2 separate regions of the Homo sapiens genome follow, and region 2 is linked to region 1. Evidence: chromatin loops called from intact Hi-C (ENCODE). Cell type or tissue: IMR-90. All regions are shown on one strand. Links, peaks and the distances in the headings refer to the core of each region. The heading gives the core; the rest is flanking DNA. Region 1 has its middle 130 kb from the start of NHS. Region 2 overlaps BEND2 (BEN domain containing 2).

Region 1 (17,404 bases), core at 4,842-12,841:
ATATTTAGGAGAGTTAGCTCTTCTTGTTGAATTGATCCCTTTACCATTATGTAATGGCCTTCTTTGTCTCTTTTGATCTTTGTTGGTTTAAAGTCTGTTTTATCAGAGACTAGGATTGCAACCCCTGCCTTTTTTTGTTTTCCATTTGCTTGGTAGATCTTCCTCCATCCTTTTATTTTGAGCCTATGTGTGTCTCTGCACGTGAGATGGGTTTCCTGAATACAGCACACTGATGGGTCTTGACTCTTTATCCAATTTGCCAGTCTGTGTCTTTTAATTGGAGCATTTAGCCCATTTACATTTAAAGTTAAAATTGTTATGTGTGAATTTGATCTTGTCATTATGATGTTAGCTGGTTATTTTGCTCGTTAGTTGATGCAGTTTCTTCCTAGCCTTGATGGTCTTTACAATTTGGCATGTTTTTGCAGTGGCTGGTACCGGTTGTTCCTTTCCATGTTTAGTGCTTCCTTCAGGAGCTCTTTTAGGGCAGGCCTGGTGGTGGCAAAATCTCTCAGCATTTGCTTCTCTGTAAAGTATTTTATTTCTCCTTTACTTATGAAGCTTAGTTTGGCTGGATATGAGATTCTGGGTTGAAAATTCTTTTCTTTAAGAATGTTGAATATTGGTCCCCACTTTCTTCTGGCTTGTAGAGTTTCTGCTGAGAGATCAGCTGTTAGTCTGATGGTCTTCCCTTTGTGGGTAACCCGACCTTTCTCTCTGGCTGCCCTTAACATTTTTTCCTTCATTTCCACTTTGGTGAATCTGACAATTATGTGTCTTGGGGTTGCTCTTCTCAAGGAGTATCTTTGTGGCGTTCTCTGTATTTCCTGAATGTGAATGTTGGCCTGCCTTGCTAGATTGGGGAAGTTCTCCTGGATAATATCCTGCAGAGTGTTTTCCAACTTGGTTCCATTCTCCCTGTCACTTTAATTCTGCAGAGTTGTTCAGTACTGGCCCAACTCCAAAGGTGAGAGCAAAGATTCCTAGAGGCTGAGAACTGGATCAGAGACATGTTTCAAAGTGGGCCAGTCATACATGCCCTCAAAGTAACTAGACTCACAATATATTTCTTCTCACCCCACCATGCCATCAAGTGGATTTTGAAATTCACCTAAACCCATATTTGTACTTGGAGATATAGGCTAAGGAATGAATGAAATGTAGGCAGGCATTGAGTGAATTTATTTTAAGACACTCACCTCATTAAGGATTCCCCTCACAAAAGAACTTTGCAATGTGTTCAATAGCCAGAAACAAGGTTGGTAATGAGCTTGGACAGTGATAGAATGGGAACATGGAAATATATTACCTTGTGACATTGCTTATATTCTTGCCTGGAATTTTGACATAGTTCTTGTAGGCGTATTTAGTTCTTGGGATGCCTGTACTTTATCCTCCTAAGGAAAACGTGAATTCCTTGAGGTTGGGGAACTCAGTTTTTTGCTTCTCTGAATCCTCCATATTTCTGAGCACAGTATAAGTTAGATGGCAAGCTCTGTAAAGTCAACTAATATTGCTGTCTGATTCACTGCAATATCTCTAGTACCTAGTAGAGTATCTGGCACATAGTAGGGACTAAATAAATATTGAATGAATGAATAAATGTGTCTTCAGATACTTCATAACAGCTGTTGAATGAAAGAGTGAACTGATGCATACATGTATAAGAATGAATCAGTTCTTGAAATCTGGTGCTGGCATCCTCAAAGAGCCTAGGGTTATGGATGTGATTACAATAGTTTACAGGAAGAAGGGCTGCTAAAAGCATACTTACGTTTGCATCTTTCATTTATAGAAGGAGATGGTTTTTGCTGCCTTGATTTTTGCCACTTGCTGAGTCTTAGTCACCTGGTTATTAAAAATTGCTTCATATATTTTCCATTCATTTCTGTTTTGCTCAGCTTCTGTGCTTTAGAGGTTTGTTTCCCACTAATGGGACTTGTTGTCTCTTAGCTCAATGTGACACTACTCTGAAGACCTTGGATCAGTTTCCATGGTTACTTCTTCTGGGATTCTCCCTTTGGAAACCTTGTGTTCTTTCCTTACCTTTAACTTCCATCTGAGAAACTTAAATACACACTTCAGGGTCCTCCAGAGTGTTAACATTCTTCCTAGAAATGCTTCAAACCACAGAGGAGAGAAATCAAGGACTTCACATTCCTTTTCTTCTGTTATAGATGGAATGGGGTACATGATTTGATCCTGAAACCCCTTGAAGGACAAAGAAATCTAGATATTTCTTGCAAAAAATGAATAAATAAAAAGACTTCCCCATATTGCCAAAGCCACAGTCTCCTTATTCCAAGTGATTTATATCACAAACATGGGCATTGCCATCAACATCAAAGACTTTTCTTTCTTCTTTCCTTTTTTATTTCTTTCTTCTCCTCCTCCTTTCTTCTTTTTCTTCTTAATGAATCCTCATGCTAAACTATTAACTGATGTGTCTTGCCTTGAAGTGCCTTAAATGTGTTAGTGACTGAGAAGAAAATCAGAAAAGAGTAAGGCTGGTAGAAACTGGGAGACAAAGGCAATTTTCTTTTGAGAAATTTCAAAAACTGAACAGATTTATGAATTAAATTTGACTTTCTAGTCTTCTACTCCTTCTCCTCCTGGGATTATTATTGAAGGTCTAAACAATGAGAAACTTCCAGGGAATCAAGTTCCGGACTCACGTTGGGTACACCCAGGATACACTTGTGGACCCCAGTGGACTTCAAATAAATGTCTAAGCTATGCAGTCAGTAGTAAAAAACACCCTGGGGGGACACCTCCCCTTTTTGGCTCCCTTCCACCTGTCTATCCAGTCTCATCTCTATGCCCTCATTTCCCCCATACAATCTCTTATTCTTTCTTCAAACAGCTCCTAGCGAATTCTCTTCCCAGCTTCCAATGGCCCAGCTAGTAAAATTAGAAGAAACCATGTCTAGTTCTTTCCAATGGGGCTCCATGTATTCAGCTGTTCTTCAGACCCCATGCTCCATGCATCTATTCTCCAGAGGTATGCTTGGCTCTGGAAAGAGCATAAGGCAACCAGGCCTTTTCAATGGGCTTACTGCTTCTGCCTAAATGCAGGAAGTTTAACTGGATTCCCTTGTGGATATTCCTATCTTTACAGGTCTTTACACTGTGGTCAGGCCTGTCCTGGTAGCATGGGCCCATCCCTATGCCATTTGGGAGCTGATATGGTTTGGCTCTGTGTTCCCACCCCAATCTCGTGTCCATTGTAATTACCAGTGTTGGGGGAGGGACCTGGTAGGAGATGACTGGATCATGGGAGTGGATTTCCCCCTTGCTGTTCTCATGATAGTGAGTGAGTTCTCACCAGGCCTGATTGTTTAAAAGTGTGTAGCACTTCCTCCTTCTCTTTCTCTCCTGCTCTGCCGTGGTAAAACATGCTTGCTTTCCCTTCACTTTCTGCCATGATTATAAGTTTTCTGAAGCTTCCCAGCTATGCTTCCTGTACAGCCTGAGGAACTGTGAGTCAATTAAACCTCTTTCCTTCATAAATTACCCAGTCTCAGGTAGTTCTTTATAGCCGCGTGGGAACGGACTAATATAGGAGCCCTCAGGGAGGAAGCAGCAGTAATGGGGTTGGAATCTGGAAGCATTTTGGTAGGCATTATGGGGTAGTTGCTAAAAGTGCAGGCTCTGAAGCCAGGCCACCTGCATTCACATTCTTGCTTCCCTGCTTACTAGCTGAGTAATCTTGGGCAAGTTGCTTAGCCTGTCTGTATCTTTGTCTTCTTATCTGTAAGGTGGAGACGATAATTATCGTACCTGGCTGTTCTGAGTATCAAATGAGTTAATCACATAAAGCACTTAGAATAGTGTATTGCACATGGTAAGAACCCAAAAAGTGTTGTCTACTATTATTATCCACATCAAGGCTTCTTTCTTTTCTTAGTGAAGCAAGTACTGGTCAAAGTCCTGCTTCTGCCACTTTGGGGCTATGTACTCTTAGAGCAACCCATATATTATAGATTCCCTGCCATTCCCATCATGAACAGCCACAACTAAAGCTGGGCCTCAGTTTCCCCAAGATAGTTAGGAAGGTTAAATGGGTTAATGGGCATGTAAGTACCTGAAAATGAATAATAGTATGTTTTCCTTCTTGTTCTTTATGATCAAGAACAGATCTCTGGGTGATATTTGACATCTCTTTTCTCTCATATCTTTTTCTTTCCTTCACTCTTTGACTCCCTTTCTTCTTCTCTGACTTTCAACTCTTGTTCTTTTCCTACTTAATCTCTTATAACTATTTTGCCAAATTATGTCAAGCATGAGAAAAAACAAGGGCCCAAATAACCCTTTAAAAACATTGTTGAGTTTCCATCTCTCAGGTCCTCCTTTGGTGAGTGTAGAGTGGCTGAAAGGAGGAGCCCAGTAGGCCTTCTCTTTCTGGGCCCAGGTAGCCTAGGCCAGGGGCAGTGAGGACCCAGTGTAGGGATCCTATTTCCCCTCTGTTCATTAGCCACTCATTCTGCTCAGCCTGGCTTGCTAACTACTACCTCAGGGGCTTCCATGAGCCTCCTTATGGTCTGGAGCTATTACATCTATCATATTACAGCTTTCCTCCATCCTCGCCATGCATGGCTGCAACTGACATCAGCGTTTGAAAAGAATAGCCATTCTCTTCCCTCCTGTATCAGTTAGCTTATGGTGCATAACAAGTCACCCTAAAACTTAGTGGCTTGAAACAACAAGCTATTACTTAGCTTACAGAGTTGGCAATTTGGGGTAGGCTCAGCTGGGTGGGTCTACTGTTGCCTCAGTTGGAATTACTCATGTACCTACAGTCAGCTGCCACCCAGAAACATGGTTCTGCTTCTGAGATTGACTGGCTATAAGCTAGGATAATGGGGGAAACTGCATCATATGTTTCTCATCATCTATCAGGCTAGCCCAGGCTTCTGCATATGGAGTTGGTGGCAGGGGCTTTAGAAGTAATTGAAGGAAATCTCTAATATACATTTTTCAAGTCTCTGCTTCTGTCACAACTACTATTGTTCCTTTGGCCAGAGCAAATCACATGACCAAGCTCAGGGTCAGTATGAGAGGGGACTATCCAAAGGCTGGATACAGAGAGGTATGAAAAAATTGAGGGCTACTACTCTAACAATCTACCACACCTCCTGAGAATGCAGGACGTGACAACTAATTTCAAAGTCCCTGTCACATATTTTTTTCCCCCATACAGCCTAAGGCCCTCATGAAAATAGAGACATCTGGTGAAATATCTCAGAATTCACAAATTGGATATGAACACTGGTTCTTCAAAATACGTTAGCCCTCTGTCAGATTGCTTCTTTAAGAAAATCCAGGCTCTGAAAACAACTACATTAGCAGTGGCTCTTAACTCATTTTTTTTTTTTCTGGAGATGGGAAGGTAGTCACAAACTCCTTTCAGGATCCGATGAAAGCTTAGTACCTGCTTCTCAGAGAAATTCACATTTATGCATAGACACAGAATATTGCTTATAATTTCATAGGATTCACAGACTCCCTGAAGCCAAACTCCAATTTAAGGAACTTTTCATCAGAGGGGGAATATATACTTTTATAAAAGAATTCCTCTGAATCCAAAAGGATTTGCCATAGTCTTGCTTATTGAAAGGAAATTGATTCATAAACTACATTGCCTCAGGTTTATCTAGAACACTTCCAAAAACATTAGTTTGGTTAGCTTGCTCTTCAATTAGGAAAAATTTAGTTTCCACTTGACTTTTCAGGAATTGCATTGATTAAAGTCCAGATGGGCTCCTTTAGATCTATTTCTGTGCCTGTTCAGGCTGATTCTTACAGACATTACATACATCATGTACCAATGCCAGAGAATGTGGCCAAGGCAAGTGAAAATATATAAGCCATTAAGAACATTTGTGGGTAGATTGGCTATTGGTTTAAGCCATTCTTTCATAAGCATTTTTTTAAAAAAACTAAGTTCCAAAGTCTAAGGGCTTTATTATATCATTTAAGGATGCTTTTGGTTGCAAGTAACAGGTGACCCAACTAAAATGGGCTTAAACAATTAGATAAGCAGGCTCTAGGGCAGAGTTAGTGGCTCAATGACATAGTGGCTCTAATTCCACTTCTCAGATCTTCTCTTTGATTTCCCTCTTGGTTCCAAGAGGACTGTGGCAATTCTGGGTGTTACACACAGGTGACAATTTCCAGAGGCAGAAGAAAAAAAGAAACCTTTTTCATGAGCAAGGGAAACCTTCCCAGAGACCTCCATTGGCATTCTCTAGGTCTCAGAATTGTCTAACATAACAATATCTAAACTAGTCATTTGTCTGGCCAGACGCGGTGGCTCACGCCTGTAATCCCAGCACTTTGGGAGGCTGAGGCAGGTGGATCACCTGAGGTCAGGAGGTCGAGACCAGCCTGGCCAGCATGGTGAAACCCCGTCTCTACTAAAAAATACAAAAAATTAGTTGGGCGTGGTGGCACATGCCTGTAATCTCAGCTACTTGGGAGGCTGAGGCAGAAGAATTGCTTGAACCTGGGAGGCGGGAGGTTGCAGTGAGCCACGATCGTGCCATTGCACTCCAGCGTGGGTGACAAGCATGAAACTCCGTCTCAAAAAAAATAAATAAATAAAAGTGAAAATAAAAACAAACAAAAAAAAGAAACTAGTCATTTGCAAGGGAAAGGCTAACACCCTGATTGGCTTTGACCAAAAAGTATTTCCTCCCTGGTTCTGGGGAGAGGTGTGGCCTCCCCTGAAGGACATGGCTTCTACTTGAAGGGTAAACAAAAATCAGTGTGTTCTTGGCAAAAAGAAGAGGATAGAATGGTCATTGGCTGGACAATCCACAGTGTCTGTCACAGTGCTGTTTAACTTAGTGCTCATTTTGAATGGGCAACCTGATCTTTTATGGAACAAGAGAGAAGGAAAAGCTTTTGCTAACATAAGTCATGGGGAGAAGTGACTTCTGAAATATCACAAAGGCTGATTCCCGAACAGTTGGGAAAGAAGCCAATGGTCAACATAAAGGGGAAAATAAAGAATAACAGCTCAAGGATGAGGGAGTTGAGCAAAACACAGTGTGCCGAAGAGGGCACTAATATAAGTTGGTGGCAGGAGGTGAATGTAGTGCAGAAAATAGAGTAAGAATGAGGCATAAGGATTAAATAGGAGCATGATTACAGAGGAGGAGAATGGCAAGTGCATCACACATACTCAGCAAGATGGCAAAAGAAAGACTTTGAAGGGGAGTGGGATGCAGGGAGGGGCAATAAGATGAGGCCAAAATATTGAGCTGCTCATCTGTGCTTGGCATGTGCTGGTTACTTAAAGTAGGTGCTGAGCTGCTCTGCTTGCATCCCATGGTCCTTTCAGAATGCTTTGGCCCACTTCCAACTGCAGGTGATGGAGCCTGCATGCCTCAGGGCTCATTGCTGCCCCCTCCTACCTGCTAGACAGTGTGAAGGTTGAGGAATTAACACCCTCCTGGCGTAGCCCTCAACTAATAACTCTTAGGAATTGGGATGTAAATACCCCAGTTCCCTCAACTCTTGTTTGAGATAATTCTGATTTAGAGGGTTTGACGCTGTTTCCCAGAGTTTTCCTGCAGGATGAAATCAGTTGCCCACTGTGGTAGCCAGCTTACCAATGCCCTCTTTATGGGCTGTCTCCCTTCTCTACTTCGCTTCTCCCACTTCCCTACCAGTCTACTCTGCACCTCCCAAATAAACTAGTTGCATCTGAAGCCTTTTCTCATGATCTGCCTTATACCCAGTTACCACAACAACCCTAAGGGTAGTAGGTATTATCAGCTCCAATGGATAGGTAAGGTAACAGACTCAGGCAGGTCAAGGGACCTTCTCAAGCTCATTCAGTTGGTAAGTGGCAGAGCTCAGATTGAAATCCAGGTCTGTCTGGCAAAAGCCCATTCTCTTTCCCTAATAACAATTTGTATCTTGGTGATATTGAACAAGACGCTAAAGCAAAGACTGGAGGGCCTGGATGAAGCTAAGAACTGTGGGACTGCTGTGCCACATGTCCACAACCTGTTCTAGGCAGCAGCTGGTTGCTTTAGGATTTACATCTATCAGGCATTTTCAGGCCAAAGTTCAAGAAGCCGAGGCAACATGTCTGCTTGTAAGCATGGTGAGATGAGACAGACCAAAGACCGTAGTCACCCACAGTGTATCAGAGGACCCATAGAAGAACATGGACCCTGATTTCAAATTACAATCTGAACCAGAACTAAGATGAGAACTCAGGGTCTGACAGACCATTGCCTATAGCTTGGACTACATGGAAGAGCTTTCCAGGCAAGAATGTGACCAGTGAAATATATCATACATGGTTGACCATTGAGGCAGTTTGATGGATGGGTTAGAAGATGGATTTTGGAGTCAGACAGATCTAGATTAGAATCTTATTCCATCACTTCCTAAATTTCCGTTGTTCTGGCAGCTCCCCACCTCCAGAACTTAAATGTCTCTGTTTCTTTCCTAAGGGCATTCACTGACATCACTGGAGACTGCTCAGCCACAAGTAGGTACAATTCAGAATCACTGGGTGGGTTAACACCCCTGGGGGAACTCTCAACCAATGAGGAATGGGAGTCAGTGGATACATGCTGCAGCCTCTCCATATTCCAGTGAGATGATTCTGAAGGTTTTTTTATTCCAAAAAATTTTGATTTCTCAAAGGATCCCCAGCAGAATTGAGCCTCTGTTGCCCAGAGCTCTAACCCACTCATTAACGCACTTATTCATTGGTTTTTGTCCCATCCCTATGTCACTATTACCAAGTTGCTTAATTTTCTTAAGCCTATGAAATTCAAATCACGCCGTCATCACAGAGTTGCTGTGAGGATGGAAAGAGCTCCTATGTGTAGAGTGGTCTGTACATAATAAGCATTCAAATAAGAACATGGTTATTATTGATTCCTTGTTTTCAGCGGTTAAGCTCCATCTCTGCAGTCCCAGTTCCTCCACTAGGTGGCAGAATATCAACATTCATTATCCATGGACGGCATGTCTCTTAGAGTAAGTAAAATAATTAGAGACTCTGAGGGACCATGGCCAGTGTGACATAAGAAGGGCAAGCCTATGATTAAAAACAACCCAAATAAAGAAAGTGGTGCCCTGAAATTCCAGCCTCAGTCAGATCATTGTCTGATTTACGGCTTTGAAAGGTAGAGACTGTTGGATGAATTCCCAAAGCAACATGGGGAACCTGTATGAGAGAAGCAGGTGGAGTCTGTTTACAAAAAATTACTGGGTGCCATTTTCCCATGCCTGGGGTAATCCCAAGTCATGGGAGATGGTGGGGGAATGGCAAAGAGCCAAGGAAAACCCAAACAATCACACAAACAAAGTAGAACTTGGAAAGGGTCAGTGTGATCCTGTGGTCAGTTTTGGGGCAAAAACCTTACAGGATTATTTGTTATTCCTTTTGGTAAGATGTTTGTATCACTGGACAAATCATACTAGCTGAGGATTCATCAACTCTCCGGTTAAAGAGTGGGAAGGACGGACCTTTATCCACTGGCTTCCATCCCTCCTTGGGTGAAGGTTTACCCTGGGGTATTAACTTCACCATACATGCAAGGAGTTAAGATGCAGGCATTTAAGGCAGGAAGCTATTGGCATGTTAGAAACTGTCTACCACACCTGCTGATGAATTAGGTGGGAAGATGAGATATGGGTTGGGGGCATCAACAATGACTGCTACAGCAGTGCTTTTCAGAATTTAGGGTATATGCAAATTACCTGAAGATCCTGTTAGGTTGTGGATTCTGATTCTATAGATTTGGGTGGTGACTAAGATTCTGCCTTTATAACAAGCTCCCAGATGATGGTGATGCTGCTGGTCCATGGACCATATTTTGAGAAGCAAGGGCTAAACTATTCTTTAAACCAGTCTTGCTATTTATTTTATCATCCCACATCATTGTTAACCCAAACAACACTGCAGGTACTAGGACCCTTGAGCTTTGGTCTTTCCCTCTCTGGACTTTCAAAATGGGGCGCTTGGCTTAGGTGAGCTATTCCTAATTGGGATAGTAGATGTTGGGAGGATAGGAGAGAGGAATTTTTAAAATGGCATTTCAATATTTAGAAAACACTAAGATTTTTTTTTAAGCTACAAAAAAGTAAAGTAGGAACAGATCTTCTGAGCTGGCCAAGATCCACAGAGGGCAACTCTAGTTTCACATCTCCTGGTTTCCTGAAGGTGACCTAGAGATTTTCATTTTTACATAAAGGAAGGTATTGGTTCTAAAAGGTTGAGAAAGACTGGATTTGAAAATCCATAAGACCTCATTCAGGTCTAATATCTTTACACTGCATTTTATATAACCTATTATATTGTTATATCAAATTGCCAACTAATGTCTGTCTTCCCCATTGGCCTAGAAGCTTCTCTAAACAGGGATTCATCTTCATCTCTATCACCCACTATAGTGCCTGGCACATAGTAGATGCTTAGTAAATCCTTGCATGTGTGCATGAGTCTATGGATTTCTTAGCTCTAAAAAAATTGTGATGCTACGCACGAGGTTGAGCTACACTCTGCCTTTTCAAAAATGTCTTTCTTTCTTTTTTTTTTTTTATTGATCATTCTTGGGTGTTTCTCGCAGAGGGGGATTTGGCAGGGTCATAGGACAATAGTGGAGGGAAGGTCAGCAGATAAACAAGTGAACAAAGGTCTCTGGTTTTCCTAGGCAGAGGACCCTGGGGCCTTCCACAGTGTTTGTGTCCCTGTGTACTTGAGATTAGGGAGTGGTGATGACTCTTAAGGAGCATGCTGCCTTCAAGCATCTGTTTAACAAAGCACATCTTACACCGCCCTTAATCCATTTAACCCTGAGTGGACACAGCACATGTTTCAGAGAGCACCGGGTTGGGGGTAAGGTCAAAGATCAACAGCATCCCAAGGCAGAAGAATTTTTCCCAGTATAGAACAAAATGGAGTCTCCTATGTCTACCTCTTTCCACACAGACACAGCAACAATCTGATTTCTCTATCTTTTCCCCACATTTCCCCCTTTTCTATTCGACAAAACCGCCATCGTCATCATGGCCCGTTCTCAATGAGCTGTTGGGTACACCTCCCACACGGGGTGGCCGCCGGGCAGAGGGGCTCCTCACTTCCCAGAAGGGGCGGCCGGGCAGAGGCGCCCCCCACCTCCCAGACGGGGCGGCGGCCGGGCGGAGGCGCCCCCCACCTCCCTCCCGGACGGGGCGGCTGGCCGGGCGGGGGCTGACCCCCCACCTCCCTCCCGGACGGGGCGGCTGCAGGTCGGAGGGGCTCCTCACTTCTCAGATGGGGCGGCCGGGCAGAGACGCTCCTCACCTCCCAGACGGGGTCGCGGCCGGGCAGAGGCGCTCCTCACATCCCAGACGGGGCGGCGGGGCAGAGGTGCTCCCCACATCTCAGACGATGGGTGGCCGGGCAGAGACGCTCCTCACTTCCCAGACGGGGTCGCTGCCAGGCAGAGGCGCTCCTCACATCCCAGACGGGGCGGCGGGGCAGAGGCGCTCCCCACATCTCAGACGATCGGTGGCCGGGCAGAGACGCTCCTCACTTCCTAGATGGGATGGCGACTGGGAAGAGGCGCTCCTCACTTCCCAGACTGCGCAGCCGGGCAGAGGGGCTCCTCACATCCCAGACGATGGGCAGCCAGGCAGAGACGCTCCTCACTTCCCAGACAGGGTGGCGGGCCGGGCAGAGGCTGCAATCTCAGCACTTTGGGAAGCCAAGGCAGGCGGCTGGGAGGTGGAGGTTGTAGCGAGCCAAGATCACGCCACTGCACTCCAGCCTGGGCAACATTGAGCACTGAGTGAATGAGACTCCATCTGCAATCCCGGCACCTCGGGAGGCCGAGGCTGGCAGATCACTCCCGGTTAGGAGCTGGAGACCAGCCCGGCCAACACAGTGAAACCCCGTCCCCACCAAAAAAATACGAAAACCAGTCAGGCGTGGCAGCGCGCACCTGCAATCGCAGGCACTCGGCAGGTTGAGGCAGGAGAATCAGGCAGGGAGGTTGCAGTGAGCAGAGATGGCGGCAGTACAGTCCTGCTTCCACTCGGCATCAGAGGGAGACCGTGGAAAGAGAGGGAGAGGGAGAGGGAGAGGGAGAGGGTCAAAAATGTCTTTCAAGATATTTTTTGATCTATATGGTACTAACCCCTTTGAGGTTTTATTGTAATGGAATTCTAGCCATATACAACTCTATGTCCAGAATTTAATAACCCTATTAATTAATGAGAGCTGCTCCAGGGCAAGTACCATTTAGTGACATCTAAATGACTATTCTTTGGCAGAAGAAATGGTTGAAAATGGTGCTTTAGGCTGGGTGCGATGGCTCACCCCTGTAATCCCAGCACTTTGGGAGGCCAAGGTGGGTGGATTGCCTGAGCTCAGGAGCTTGAGACCAGCCTGGGCAATATGGTGAAACCCCATCTCTATAAAAAATGCAAAAATTTGCTGGGCATGGTGGTGCATGCCTGTAATCCCAGCTACCTGGGGGGTGGGGCGGCTGAGGTAGGAGGATCACTGGAGTCCAGGAGGTTGAGGCTGCAGTGAGCCAAGATCGTGCCACTGCACTCCAGCCTGGGTGACAGAGTGGGACCCTGTCTCAAAAAATACATAAATGAGAAAGGAAAGAAAGGAAAAAGAAAGAAAATGGTGCCTTGGAGTAAGAAACATCTGCCCTGGTTTGCCATGGAAGAGGAGTCTGTGGAGTATATTTGGATGGGCTTTGCCTGATTGAGCTTGCCAGGGAGAGGCGGAGGCACCACTAATTACATGTCTTGCATTATGGGTTGAAAGTAGATACACAGAGCAAATGCTCTGGCCCACAAAGCCCCAAAATGCGATGAAAGCAACGTAGACTTCAAGTTCATTTTCAAAATTCCCAGCAATGCAGAGCAGAGCCAGCTATATGATTTTTCCTCTTGTTTTCACGTGGCACTTAAGACACAAAAGAATAAACCAACTGAAGATCTGAAAATCAACTTGCAAATCCAGAAAAAAAAGTGGCAAAAAATTATAGAAAGTGACTATGTTAACATGTAATTTTTATTAATTAGTAACTCTCTTGAGCCCTTGCTGTCCTTGAACTAGGTCAGCACCATTGCTTTGCTTGACTTTATGCAAACTTGATTACACTCAGTTAAAAATTGCTCTTCTCCAGGTAGGTCTCAGTTATATGACAGCCAAAGGGATCTTCCTAAAGGGAACTTGGGAGGCTGAGGCAGGAGAATCACCTGAGCCTGGGAGGTCGAGGCTGCAGTAAGCTGTGATCACGCCACTGCATTCCAGCCTGGGTGACAGAGTGAGACTCTGTCTCAAATAAGAATAATAGTAATAATAATAATAGAAAGAAAGGAAGAAAAGTGGTAGAAGCAGCAGGCACAATGAGAAACCCAAATGGGCAGTGAATGGGTTAAGTGAGCAGCCCTGCCTTGAGGTTCAAAAGAGAAACTCTATAATTACAGAATGGGGAGGCCAGCTTAGCAGCAGCCCATAAAAGTAAAAGCTAAGAGGGTTCAGACAATCTCAAGAAGCCAACAATGAAATGCAGGTGCCCAATGGCTAAATATCTGCCCAGTGGCAGAAGTAGTTGGACTACATTTCCCAGCCTCCCTAGCAGTTGGATGTGGCCATGTGACTGAGTTCTGGCCAACAGAATGTGAGCAGAAGTGAGGTCTTCTATTTCCAGATCTGGTCCATAAATATTGTCCACACATGCTCCTGTATATTTTTTCCCTTTTTATCTTTGTTGTTGTTGTTGAGACAGAGTCTTGCTCTGTCACCCAGGCTGGAGTGCGGTGGCACAATCTTGGCTCACTGCAATCTCCACCTCCCGAGTTCAAGCGATTCTCCTGCCTAAGCCTCCAAAGTAGCTGTGATTACAGGTGCACACTACCACCCCCGACTAATTTTTGTATTTTTAGTAGAGACGGGGTTTCACCATATTGGCCAGGCTGGTCTTGAACTCCTGGCCTCAAGTGATCCACCCGCCTTGGCTTCCCAAAGTGCTGGGATTACAGGCATGAACCACCTCACCTGGCTCTCCCTTTCTATCTTGATACAAATAAAACAGGTGACTTGGGAAGTTGTGTGTTGGATATAACAGAGCCACAAGATGGAAGAAGCCTGAGTCACTGAGTCACTGCTTGGAGTAGAGCTGCTTGACAATCAGAAGTTTATGTGAGAGAGAAATAAACCTTTATTAAGGTGTTGAGATATTGTGGTTTATCTGTTTCATTATTTAATTAAATATATAGTCATTAGCTGTATTAATAGAGGGATTGTAGGAAGAGCAAAGGAGGGTGCAGTTTTGCTATTCTGTAGGCGGGATTTGGTCAAACATGCACATAAATGAAAGACAAGAGTGATAAGGAAGTGGGAAATGATCTACTGGGGAGTATAAAAGAAAGGGGCTTCAGCCTAAAGAAAACTTTGGGGTAGAATAATAAGGGCGTATAATATCTATCTTTAAAGTTTTAGAAGTATGTCACAAGGAAGAGGGTTTAGCGTTACGCTGAGGCGTTCCAGAGAGCAGTGCTAGGAGCAAGATTTGGGCTCAATATAAAGAACTTTCCAGCTGGGCGCGGTGGCTCATGCCTGTAATCTCAGCACTTTGGGAGACCAAGGCGGGAGGATCATTGGAGGTCAAGAGTTCGCACCAGCCTGACCAACATGGTGAAACCCCCACTCTACCAAAAATACAAAAACATTAGCCGGGCGTGGTGGCGCATCCCTATAGTCCCAGCTACTCTGGAGGCTGAGGCAGGAGAATCGCTTGAACCCGGGAGGCGGAGATTGTAGTGAGCTGAGATTGCACCACTGCACTCCAGCCTAGACAACGGAGTGAGACTCCATCTCAGATAAAAAAAAAAAAAAAAAAAGAAAAGAACTTTCCAATAATTAGCACTTCCCCAAAGTGAACTGGCCTTTCTTAAAGCCTTCTTCTGTTGATTAACCATTCAGCATCCATTTACCCCTTCTTCTCTGACTACAGAAACCCAATTTTGTTGAAGTATTGTCCTCATGTGATTATGGGAGAGGGAACTCTATGCCCAGTTCTAGGGATGGATCCTGATTAGTCCAAGCCATTCAGCACATGGCATTCTCTTAGTGGCTCTTGCTGGTCCAAAGGTTGGTACATACCCTAAGCCAACCCAATCAGACTTAAAGGAAGGTCTTGTATTTCATGGTTAGGAGAGAGGGTTTCCCCCTTTCCTGCTGGACATTCATCAGAACTCATTAGTCTTAACTGTCACTGACAGCCATCTTGTGGCCAAGAGGGAAACCAGCTTTAGGATGAAACCAGCACTGAGGATGGCAGAGCAGAGAGATGAAAAGGACCTGTCCATTAAGCTGCTGATCATCCTGAGCCTGAAGGCTCTTCTACCCTTCGATTTCATTTTGAGTTGGAGTTTCCATTATTTCTAGTTTGAAACATCCTAACTGATACATGGATCCTGAAGAGGTTGAGGAATACAGGTTGAATATTGCCTTGTTATCAGAACTGCTGGAGGGTTATTCTACCCTGGGCAAGTAGGCAGGCCTCTCAGGGTACATCCAACTCTGAGACTCATAAACTCTGGTAAAGGACTTACAGCTAACTTCATTTAAATTAAAACATAGGCTTCCTTACAAGTGTCTGGAAATCCATTTTGTTACAATCATGTGTTGGATTTTGGCAGTTACACGTCTGACCTACTCCCTTCCTGCCTCCATTTCCCTTTGTAGGAAGTTTCCTGTAACAGAGACAATTCTTTGTCCACTGAAGATTTGAACTTCCAGAGTATAGATTTATTTATTTATTCATTTATTTATTTATTTAGAGACAGAGTCTTCCTCTGTCACCCAGGCTAGAGTGTAGTGGCGCGATCTCAGCTCACTGCAACCTCCGCCTCCCAGGTTGAAGCAATTCTCCTGCCTCAGCCTCCTGAGTAGCTGGGATTATAGGTGCCCGCCACCATGCCCAGCTAATTTTTGTATTTTTAATAGAGACGGGGTTTCACCATCTTGGCAAGGCTGGTCTCTAACTCCTGACCTCGTGATCCACCTGCCTTGGCCTCCCAAAGTGCTGGGATTATAGGCATGAGCCACCACACCTGGCCACAGAGTGTAGAATTATTGATGTAAGCAGCTGCTTACTAGGAATTACATTTCCTAAGTCTCCTTACATGTAGTTGAGGCCAGAGACTTGTTCTCCCCAGTGGAACGGTAGCAATAGTGATATATATCACATCTGGGTCAAGAAACTTAAGCAGTGAGTGTACATTCATTGTCTTTGTTCATTCTCCAGTTGAACACAAAGGACTCTAAAGCCCAAGAGGAGGGTGGAGCCACAATATGAAAGCAATCTGGGTAGTGAATACTCATGTGGAAGGTTGACCACCAACCAGAAATACTCGTGTGTGTTATACAGTTACATGACTGAGGAATGCACTTTCACTGTGTTAAGCTGTTAAACTTTGGGGTTCGTTTGTTGCTGCAGTTAGCATTGCCCTAACTGATACACCTCCATTGTGCGTGGTCTCAGTAGGAGGGCCATAGCCATCTCGGCCACCTGCTCATGCTCTCATTACAGAAGCTGAGGGGGTCCAGCCTGGTTCAGCTGCTCCCTGGTTCAGCCTACATTAAATAGGCAATTAGACACTTGCTCCTGGGATACTGAGTCTCAAATAAGGGACACAAAGATGCAGGGAAAGTTAAGAATCAGACATCTAACAGTGGTAAGAGAAACTTGAGGAAAATATGGTGCTTATGGGCAATTGAGCTTTGGCTGAGGTTTCTACTACTTCAGGAGCACACTTGGGTCCTGCTGGTTGTCCAAGCATTGTCCTCCAGCTTCTCATTGATTCTGTTAGCTCCTGATAGCCAGCTAATTAATTCCCCCTTTGCTGAAAATAATCAGAATTCTTTTCTTGCTTGTAATCACTTGGGGGTGCATAATAAGTGAAGGCTTTCCCTTACAAAATTCTGTATTTATCTCAGCATTTAACTCTGCCCTACCATCTTAGATTCATGATCTAACAGCAGTTGAGGTTGGCACCTCTCAATTTCCTCCTTTCATTGACTGCCTATCCAGATAATCAAGTCATTATTTATTTTTTTCCTTTTGTTGATAGTTTGGTCTCTGTCCCAGCTTTCAGCAATTATTTTCCTCTCTTGCCGTACTTACAGATTGTCCTCACCTACGCATTTTTATGACATTTCTACTTGTTAACCATTTCTAGTATTGAGTTGTACCATCCAATTAGCAATCTGTAACATTTTTCTGATGGTAGACGGGCATAGTTGGCAGAGAAAGCACTGAACCCATTGTCCTAGACACCTGTTTCTGTTACTTACAAGATATGTGACCTTGGGCAAATCATTGAACTTGTCTGTTCCAGAGACTTGTTTTGCAAAGTATTA
Region 2 (9,149 bases), core at 1,142-9,141, 970 kb after region 1:
GTGAAAATGCCATTAAGTCAAATGTTAACTGCTAGACACAACAAAAGTTCTCAAGCCATCAGAAATGTCTTGCTCCTATTCGAGGCCTGGCTGTAGGTGACACAGAGCCAAGAGGCTGAGCTCAGGAGCCCCAACATCCCCTCTGCTGCTCTACCCCGTGCAGGCACTGAGGATGCTCTAATGCCAGCAAATGAAAGCGCCACAATGCCTCTACACCAGCACATTGATGATGAAGACGCTGCACATCAAGGAAGGTGCTATTTTAGGAAAGAAATCCTCAAATCTGCTAAAAGACCAAATACTCACTTTATAATGTTCATATGTAACATATATGTTCATATATGTACAAATATGAAGTCTATATTATATACAGACAGTGAGTGTTCCACTCCAGAAAGAACATTGAGCCAAATATAACAGATGTGACTTTTGGCTTCAAACATTTTAAAATCATGCAGTCAACAACTAATCTTACAAAACCATTGAGTACACATCCCCTACGTGCCAATCAAGCATATATGACTGATAAAAATCTGAGAATTCTTCTTGAAATACACAGAAACTTTGGGCAAAAAAAAAATACGCTTAAACAAAGGGCCAGAAACATTTCCTCATTCATTCATTCAACTAAACCTTTATTGACGGCCTTCCACCTGGCAGAACTACTTTGCTATGTGTTGGAAACATGGACTGAAAGAAAGCTCCTAGCCAGGCACGGTGGCTCATGCCTGTAATCCCAGCACTTTGGGAGGCCGAGGCAGGCGGATCACTTGAGCTCAGAAGTTCGAGACCAGCCTGAGCAATACAGCAGGACTCCATCTCTAACAAAAAACAACAACAACAACAAAAACTCCGTCTCTAGAAAAAAAAAATACAAAAATGTAGCCAGGCATGGTGGCATGCACCTGTAGTCCCAGATACTTGGGAGCCTGAGGTGGGAGAATCACCTGAGCCTGAGAAGTTGAGGCTACAGTGAGCCATGATTGTGCCACTGCACTCCAGCCTGGGCAATGGAATGAGACCCTGTCTCAAAAAAAAAAAAAAAAAAAAAAAAAAAAAGCTCCTGTCCTAGAGGAACTGCCATCTCAGCTGGGAGAGAGACAAGTAAAGAGAGGATTCCAATAGACAAAGTGATTAGCAGCCTGGAACAGTGGTTTGCAAAGTGGTCCACAAACTGGCAGTATCAACAACACCTGCAAGAAATTAGAAATGCCAAATTTCAGGCCGTACCCCAGACCTCTGGAGTCGGAAACTCTGAGAGTAGGAGCAGTGGTCTATGTTTTCACAAGCCCTCCAGGTGATTCTGATGCTCCCAGTGAGAACCACTGGGCTATGGCACTGAGGTAAACAGTGCAGGCTCTAGGGGAACATGGTTGGGGTCAAATACTAGAGTCCAGCCACTTATTGGCTGTGTGACCCTGAGCAAGTTACTTAACCTCTCTGTGCTTCAATGTCCTCATGTAGGGAATCGGGATGAAAATCTCTCTCAGGGTTCTCTTGAGGACAAGAACCTTGCCATAGTATTAGGTTACTACTAACGGTAACAACACTACACTATGCCCAGTCCAACAGTGCTCAGTGGTCTCTTCATGTTACTATTGTTATTACCAGCGCCATGACACAGGCAGGAACAGGAGGCTAAGCATGCACAGAAGAGTGGGCCTAACCCAGGCTGGCAGTCATGGAGAGCTTTTCAGAGGAGGTGAGGTCTGAGGTGAGAATTAAAACATGAGAAGGAGCTCACCAGGTGAGGATGCATGGAAGGGTTTACAGGATAGAAGAAACAGCAGGTTCAAAAATACCCAGAGAAAAACAGGAAGCCAGATGTGGAGACAGCGAGTATCAATGACATTCCAGGAGCGAGGCTGTCATGGGAAGGAGAGAGTGAGGATGACAGCAAAGGAGGGATGGGAGGCAAGAGAAGTGGCTTCTCCAAGCTGTGGGAGAACACGTAGAGGGGAAGGAGGGTCAGGAGCTAGAGCCAGAGGAGAGACAGAGGGACGCCCGATTGGGGGCAGCTCTGAGTTCGGGGAGGGGACTAGATGCAGAAAGCAGCAAGGATGTCAGCCCAGGCCACTAGAATAGTCGGGAAGGGGTCAGAAGAAGGGCGGGGATGGGGGCAGTTGGTTGGCTGTGGGGACAGATATGAGGAGTTGGAGGAGAGGACTGCCCTAGGCGCTCCACTGTCTCCAGGAGTGAAGAGGCAGGACTAGAGGGCTGAGGTAGGCCGGGGACTGCCAACTGAGGGCGTCCTCCTCTGCTCCCAGCTAAGCAGGACGGAGGTGGACTCAAGAGGGAACTGGTATGAAAGAACAAGGCAAGCTGCAGCGCCACCCCTGTGATCTAGAACGGGCAGGGAAGGAAAAAGCCAGCCCCTTAGGAGCAATGGAGAGGAGCCATTGGGGCCATTTCAGGCTGACCATGGCCCTAGGCACCTCCCCCCACAGATGCTGCCTCCCACCCCAGTGTGCAGGCTTGCTGAGGGGGACCCTGGCCTAGCAGTGCAGGGGGAGGTAGGCTAGGGAGAACCTGCTCCCTCCCTTCCCAGCTCGCCTCTGCACCCACTTCCCCCCAAGACTGCATGTGTCCCTTGGAAGCACTCCGCTTCTGTTCTCCCCCATGATCATGATAAACGCCCAAACAATTTTACTTTCCAAAATATTTTAGCTCATTCCATTCAAGAAACATTATATACGGTAAGAAACATTTTTTTTAATAAACCTTCATTACCTCTGGCTTAGAACTCAGAAAATCCCCGGTAATCACATCTTTACCAACATGGTGATTCTTACAACACCCCCTCAAAACCACCTAAGGTATGGTTCTTTACAAAACCTTGATGGGCTGCCATTTTGTTTCCATTGAGACATCTTGATACACATTCAAGCACATACTAAATTTCATCCAAATCAGCCAATTTCCTTTAAGGATTATTTTGGAGAAATTAAATGTGAAACAATCTAGATGAAAGAGGCTTAACTACATTTGATCAGTTATGGGCTTTTTTGTGAAAAAAAAAGGGGCTATAGAAATTATTTTTACTTCAAATTTTTCACCTTGGGATACTGTTCTAACTAGAAATTTTTTGAAAAATGTATCACAATGAGATGATAATCATACAGAACTTGACACAGCAAAATTTCTATTAACAGTACAATGGTGGTCAGGCACAGTGGCTCACGCCTGTAAGCCCAGCACTTTGGGAGGCCGAGGTGGGCAGATCACCTGAGGTCAGGAGTTCGAGGCCAGCCTGGCCAACATGGCGAAACCCTGTCTCTACTAAAAATACAAAAAGTAGCCGGGTGTGGTGGCGCACGCCTGTAATCCCAGCTACTCGGGAGGCTGAGGCAGGAGAATCGCTTAAGCCCGGGAGGCAGAGGTTGCAGTGAGCTGAGATCACACCACTGCACTCCAGCCTGGGCAATAAGAGCGAAATTCTGTCTCAGAAAAAAAAAAAAAATAGTACAATGGTATTAAATGTGATTAAAAATTTTTTTGGCTCAGTATTTCAGAAAACTACATTTGAGAGACAGAACTTCATACTTTACAACAGTGTTGGAATCCAGAAAGATGGTTTCTATCATTTTCATCACAAGAAACTTCATTGTTCTATTAACATTCTAAAAAATAGGCCAGGTGCAGTGGCTCACACATATAATCCCAGCACTTTGGGAGGCCGGGGCGGGTGGATCACAAGGTCAGAAGATTGAGATCATCCTGGCTAACACGGCGAAACCTTGTCTCTACTAAAAATACAAAAAATTAGCCGGGCGTGGTGGCACGTGCCTGTAGTCCCAGCTACTCGGGAGGCTGAGGCAGGCTGAGGCTTGAATCCAGGAGTAGGAGGTTGCAGTGAGCCAAGATTGCGCCACTGCACTCCAGCCTGGGTGATAGAGCGAGATTCCATCTCAAATATATATATATAAAAAATAAGTAGTCAATGTCTTAATATCACTAGGAGCCAAAGTAAGCACTATAAAAAGAACAGTTTAAATATTTATATTTTTAAATTCTTTTTGTTTCTCCCCTATGTTCCAGAGGATTTCAGAAGTCTTATAAAGCCAAGAAAAAGAGAATATGAGAATAAAAGAGCTGATTAATAAAGGAGGTAGGCAAAGAAGTTATTATATAAGAACCTAGGTTTAAGAAAAGCTACTGAATATCAGTATGAACATATAGTTTTAATATATAGCGAGACTGAAATATAGATGTATGTGTGTGCATGGATTGGGATACCTACATTTATTTCCTAGTTCTGTCCACTGAGAAGGCCTAGGATCAATGACACAAGAGGAGCAATGAACACACCTAGTGTCCAGATCTCGGTTTCTAAATACCAGTCTCCAACTAAAGGAACCGGGGCTCCTTAGAGAACAGTTTAATTCCAGAGCTAAGACAGGGAAAGTACAGATGAGCCTAGACTATCTTGTGATGTCAGAAAACAAGTGAGTATACAAAAAAGGCAGGGACAAGTCAAAAGGCCATGGGAATCAACTGAAGGAGCTCCCAATAGCCAAAGCTGGAAAATTTGATCAATGAAGAAATAATTACAATACTGGATTATAACTCATACAATGCAATAAATGTCCATGAGTCAATATTAATATGAATATACATAATTGAATAAATAAATAGGAGATAAAGGACAGCTCTCCCTTGCAAATGCATTCCAATTAATAAATCCAGAAGGAATGAGGGAGACAGAGAATCAACATAAGGCACACACCACAATAATGGCTGCTGCAGGTAAAATCCATGCATGGATACTAACTTGTCTTGGTGAGTTGAAGAGAAACAGGATATTAGCAGAGTCTCAAAATCCCCTGCCACCCAAAATCTTTATCGTGGGCAATGGGGAAAAATAGTAACTTTACTGTGGAAAAATCTGGAAAACATCATGTTAACCAAGTGATCAATGTTAACATCACCAATAAAAAAAATATCAACACCACCTATCCCCCAATATGATTCAATGAGGAGATAACATCACTCATGTGTTACTCTCTTGCCAAAAATGCATAATCTCGATCTATTCAAGAGAAAGTATCAGACACACCAAGATCGAGACATTTTATAAAATAACTGAGCAGTGGTCATCAATAGTGTCAAAGTCATGAAAGACAAGGAAAGAATAAGGAGCTGTCACAGACTAGAAGAGGCTAAGGAGACACAACTAAATTCAATGTGGGATACTAGATTTTATCCTGGAACAGAAAAAGGACATGGGATTGGGTAGGAATGGCAAAATTCAAACAAGGACCACAGTTTAGCTAATAGTACTACACCAATGTTCATTTCCTGGTTCTGATAACTGTGCTGTGATTATTACAATTACCATAATTTTAAGTTATACATGTAAGTTAACATTAAGGGAAGCTGTGTCAAGCATATATATGAGAATTCCCTGAAATATTTTTGCAACTCTTCTGTAAATCTATAATTCTTTTAAAAATTAGAAAAGCTAATGAAACTGGGTACAAAAATGCTGTGAATTTCCTACTAGATAAGGAAAAGAAGGAAACAAAATGCTTCAGAGCTCATTGTCTAATGAAAAGAAGCATACAGATTCAGGAGAGAGAGATATTTCCTTCAGCCTGAGTTCAGAGTAATTCTGTAGTATATATGAAGACTGAAAAAGAATTCAAATTGCTTTCTTGGAATATATTTGGCAATGAGCATTTAATATTATATAAAGATTCAAAGTCTGGTATACATTCATTAATGATACTTCCACCTTCTTCACAATCAAGTATTCATGTTATTGTCTAAGGAAAAATTATTAATAAACCAAAAGAACATATGAAAGAAAGAAAAGTTCAGAACTTCCATTTCATTTTCAAGAAGCACCTAAGGCCTATTTGTGATATCAAAGGACCTTTGCCCATCACAAATCCTACAACTACAGGAAAAGATATATTTGCAGAATTGTGTTCTCATTAACCCAGCTACACTTAAGACACCATTTTCATCAAGCTTAACCATTTATATACTTCGTGGTAGATAAACGAGTCTTCTAGCACCAGAACTGCTTTAAAAGCAAGTATTTCTAACCATGAACAAAGAACCAAATCTTAAATGGCTTTTGATTTTCAAATAAACCAACAGTGACACTCTGTGGACAAGACAAGAAACACTTAACCATCTATTTTTCTTGATAAATTAATCTGTAAATCATCTTAAAATATTTTTTGGAGTAAGGCAGGGTATAAATAAGTAAACAGACAGTAAATAACCATTATATTTCTGTATAATTATTCTAAAGATGAATTGTGGGCCATAAAAATAATTTTAATATAAACATACCAAGGAGTTACCTACTTCTTTGTTTCAAAATACATGATAAAAAATTAATCGAATTAGCCCAGCATTACAAACTTATTAGATGGCAAAATTATATCAAATTATAATAGATATTAATAATTGTAAACAAAATATTACCATCTTACCCTTGTATAGTGCTTCATGCTTTCCAAAGTGCTTTCAGATAATTATGTACAAAACCATGACACTGGGCAGATAATTAGCATTATCCCCAAAAATGAAAATATTGAGGCTGATAGAAGTTAAGAATTGCCTACACTACTTATGTGGCACTGATATCCACATCCTCATGTAAGTAAACAAATACATTTTCTGTTAAGCCAAATTATATATAGTTTAATAATCTATTTTATTCAACTTCAGAGGTCAAAAAGCACAGGAGAATATAGTGGTAATGTAAAACAGTATGACCACTTAGAAAAACTGGCAATTTCTCATAAACTTTCACCTACCCCATTACCTAAAACTTCCACTCTCAGGTATTTACCCAAATTAAATGCAAACATAGGTTCACAAAGAGACTGCCATAAGCATGTTCATAGTCACTTTACTCCTAATAGCCCAAAACTGCAAACAACCCAAATGTCCATCAAAAGAATGGACAGGCCGGATGCGGTGGCTCACGCCTGTAATCCCAGGACTTTGGGAAGCCGAGGCAGGCAGATCACCTGAGGTCAGGAGTTTGACATCATCCTGGCCAACATGGTGAAACACTGTCTCTACTAAAAATCCAAAAATTAGCCGAATGTGGTGGCGGGCTCCTGTAATTCCAACTACTCAGGAGGCTGAGGTAGGAGAATCGCTTGAACCCGGGAGGTGGAGGTTGCGGTGAGCCGAGATCGTGCCATTGCACTCCAGCCTGGATGACAGAGCAAGACTCCATCTCAGAAAAAAAAAAAAATGGGTAAGCAAATTATGAGTATTCATATGACAGAATACCACTCAGCAATGAACAGGAATGAAATATTAATACTATGAAACAAATCTCCAAAACATTCTTCTCAGGAAAAAAGACTATGACCCAAAACAGTACATACTGTACAGTTCTATTTATGTGAAGTTCTAGAACAGGCAAAACTCATCTAGGATGGAAAAAAAAATCAAAATATATTTCCCCCAAAGTTAAGGGAGATGGGGACTTACTGGGAAGAGGTCCCAGGCCACTTTCTAGGGTGATGAAAATGTTTATTACTGTCTTTTTTTTTTTTTTTTTTTTGAGACAGAGTATTGTTCTGTCACCCAGGCTGGAGTGCAGTGGCGCAATCTCGGCTCACTGCAACCTCCGCCTCCGGGGTTCAAGCGATTCTCCTGCCTCAGCCTCCCGAGTAGCTAGGATTGCAGGCATGCACCACCACGCCAAGCTAATTTTTTTTTTTATTTTTAGAAGAGATGGGGTTTCACCACGTTGGCCAGGCTGGTCTCAAACTCCTGACCTCAGGTGATCTACCCGCCTTGGCCTCCCAAAGTGCTGGGATTACAGGCATGAGCCACTGCGCCCAGCCAAAATGTTCATTATCTTCATGGGGTGTAAGTATACACATTTATCAAAACTCACTGATTTGTGCATTTTACTGCATGAAATTCAACTCCATTTTTTAAAAAGAAATACAGCAGAATGAAAAGAACAAAGAGAGATTTTCACTTTAATAAACAAACCATAATATCTACCTCTGGAGTATAGAATCTTCCTCTTTTTGGAAAATCCACTTCCTCTGAGTTGTAACTGTATCTTCTTAAATGTACTGGGTGGTTTATCTGTGAAACTATTTGGTCACCATGGGCTACTGTGAAGCAATGCATTAAAAAGTTATTTCATACACTACTCTCTTAATAACCTTAATACGGATATGCTCTCAGAATGCTAACTCAAATTGAATTGGACTTTGGGTTGAATTTTAGAGTGACAAAACAAGAATTCTTCCATGACCAATTTAGAGTAACTATTTTAAAACTGAAGGGCTATATTACTTATGACTAGGAATAAGAATCAAATCAAACACAATTACAAACTGTGAAGTGACTGCTTAATAACTTAAAGCCTACATAGTAAATGCTGGAAACAAATGAACAAGAGAACGCAAGGGCTAACTGCTTTTGTAAAGGAGCCCCCAAAAGGCCCTTGACTAAGGAGATGGCATTGTGTCCAAAATGTAAGCCAGGAATCTATTCTAGATCGGACCCCCACTGCTATGTGAGCTGGGCAGACCACTAGAGACACCACCTCCTCATCTGCCAGGTTAACATCAGTTGAGATGATCTCTAAGGTCCATTTCAGCTTTCAAGTTAGGATTGCCTTATTAAATTTTATATTAATCCTAAATAAATGGATGTGAAATGTAAGCCAAACAATCTAGAATTAGGAAGATCTGGTTATGGCTCTGAGTCACCTAACTACGGAACTAGAAGAAGACATTGGCTGCAACAGTATTGGATTGTATCTTGTACTAGAGATTTGCTTTAAAAGCCTGCATCACAGTTACTGGGAGTGACACTTTAATGAAAGAGCTACTTCACTTAAACCTTCCTGAGCCAGGGCAGTAATGAGAGGCACAATTAAGGGATTCAAGTTTCATCTCTTTCCTGTTTCCTTTCATTCTATAGTGGAGATCCTAATGACCAAGGACCCAAAAGAGAGAAATCAAAAGGGGATAAAGAAAATGGGAGAACTAACTCTCAAGTTAGATAAATGCAGACTAATGTTATATAGAAATATCAAGTTATAAAATCCCTCCAGGCTAGACCCGGTGGCTCACACCTGTAATCTCAACATTTTAGGAGGCTGAGGCAGGAGGATCACTTGAGCTCAAGAGTTGGAGACCAGCCTGGGC

What was found. Peaks named below come from ENCODE experiments on the same cell type or tissue, not always from the same donor. Only the 100,000 strongest peaks of a DNase experiment are listed, where the experiment ranks them.
Region 2: it touches region 1 in a loop (16-fold over the local background); 2 of 110 quality-filtered maps call a loop at or near these places.

What each region holds. Positions count from the first base shown.
Region 1 is chrX:17,233,722-17,251,125 of GRCh38, forward strand. No RefSeq gene overlaps it. Among named protein-coding and RNA genes, the nearest start is that of NHS, 130 kb to the right of the region's middle. In IMR-90, for the core only: a CTCF peak has its summit at 8,955 (motif pointing right); no DNase peak of the experiment used is centred there; H3K27me3 peaks cover 625 bases.
Region 2 is chrX:18,204,576-18,213,724 of GRCh38, forward strand. It overlaps BEND2 (BEN domain containing 2), which reads right to left. Exons shown (of 14, transcript NM_153346.5): 4 at 7,990-8,105. Among named protein-coding and RNA genes, the nearest start is that of BEND2, 12 kb to the right of the region's middle. In IMR-90, for the core only: a CTCF peak has its summit at 6,112; no DNase peak of the experiment used is centred there.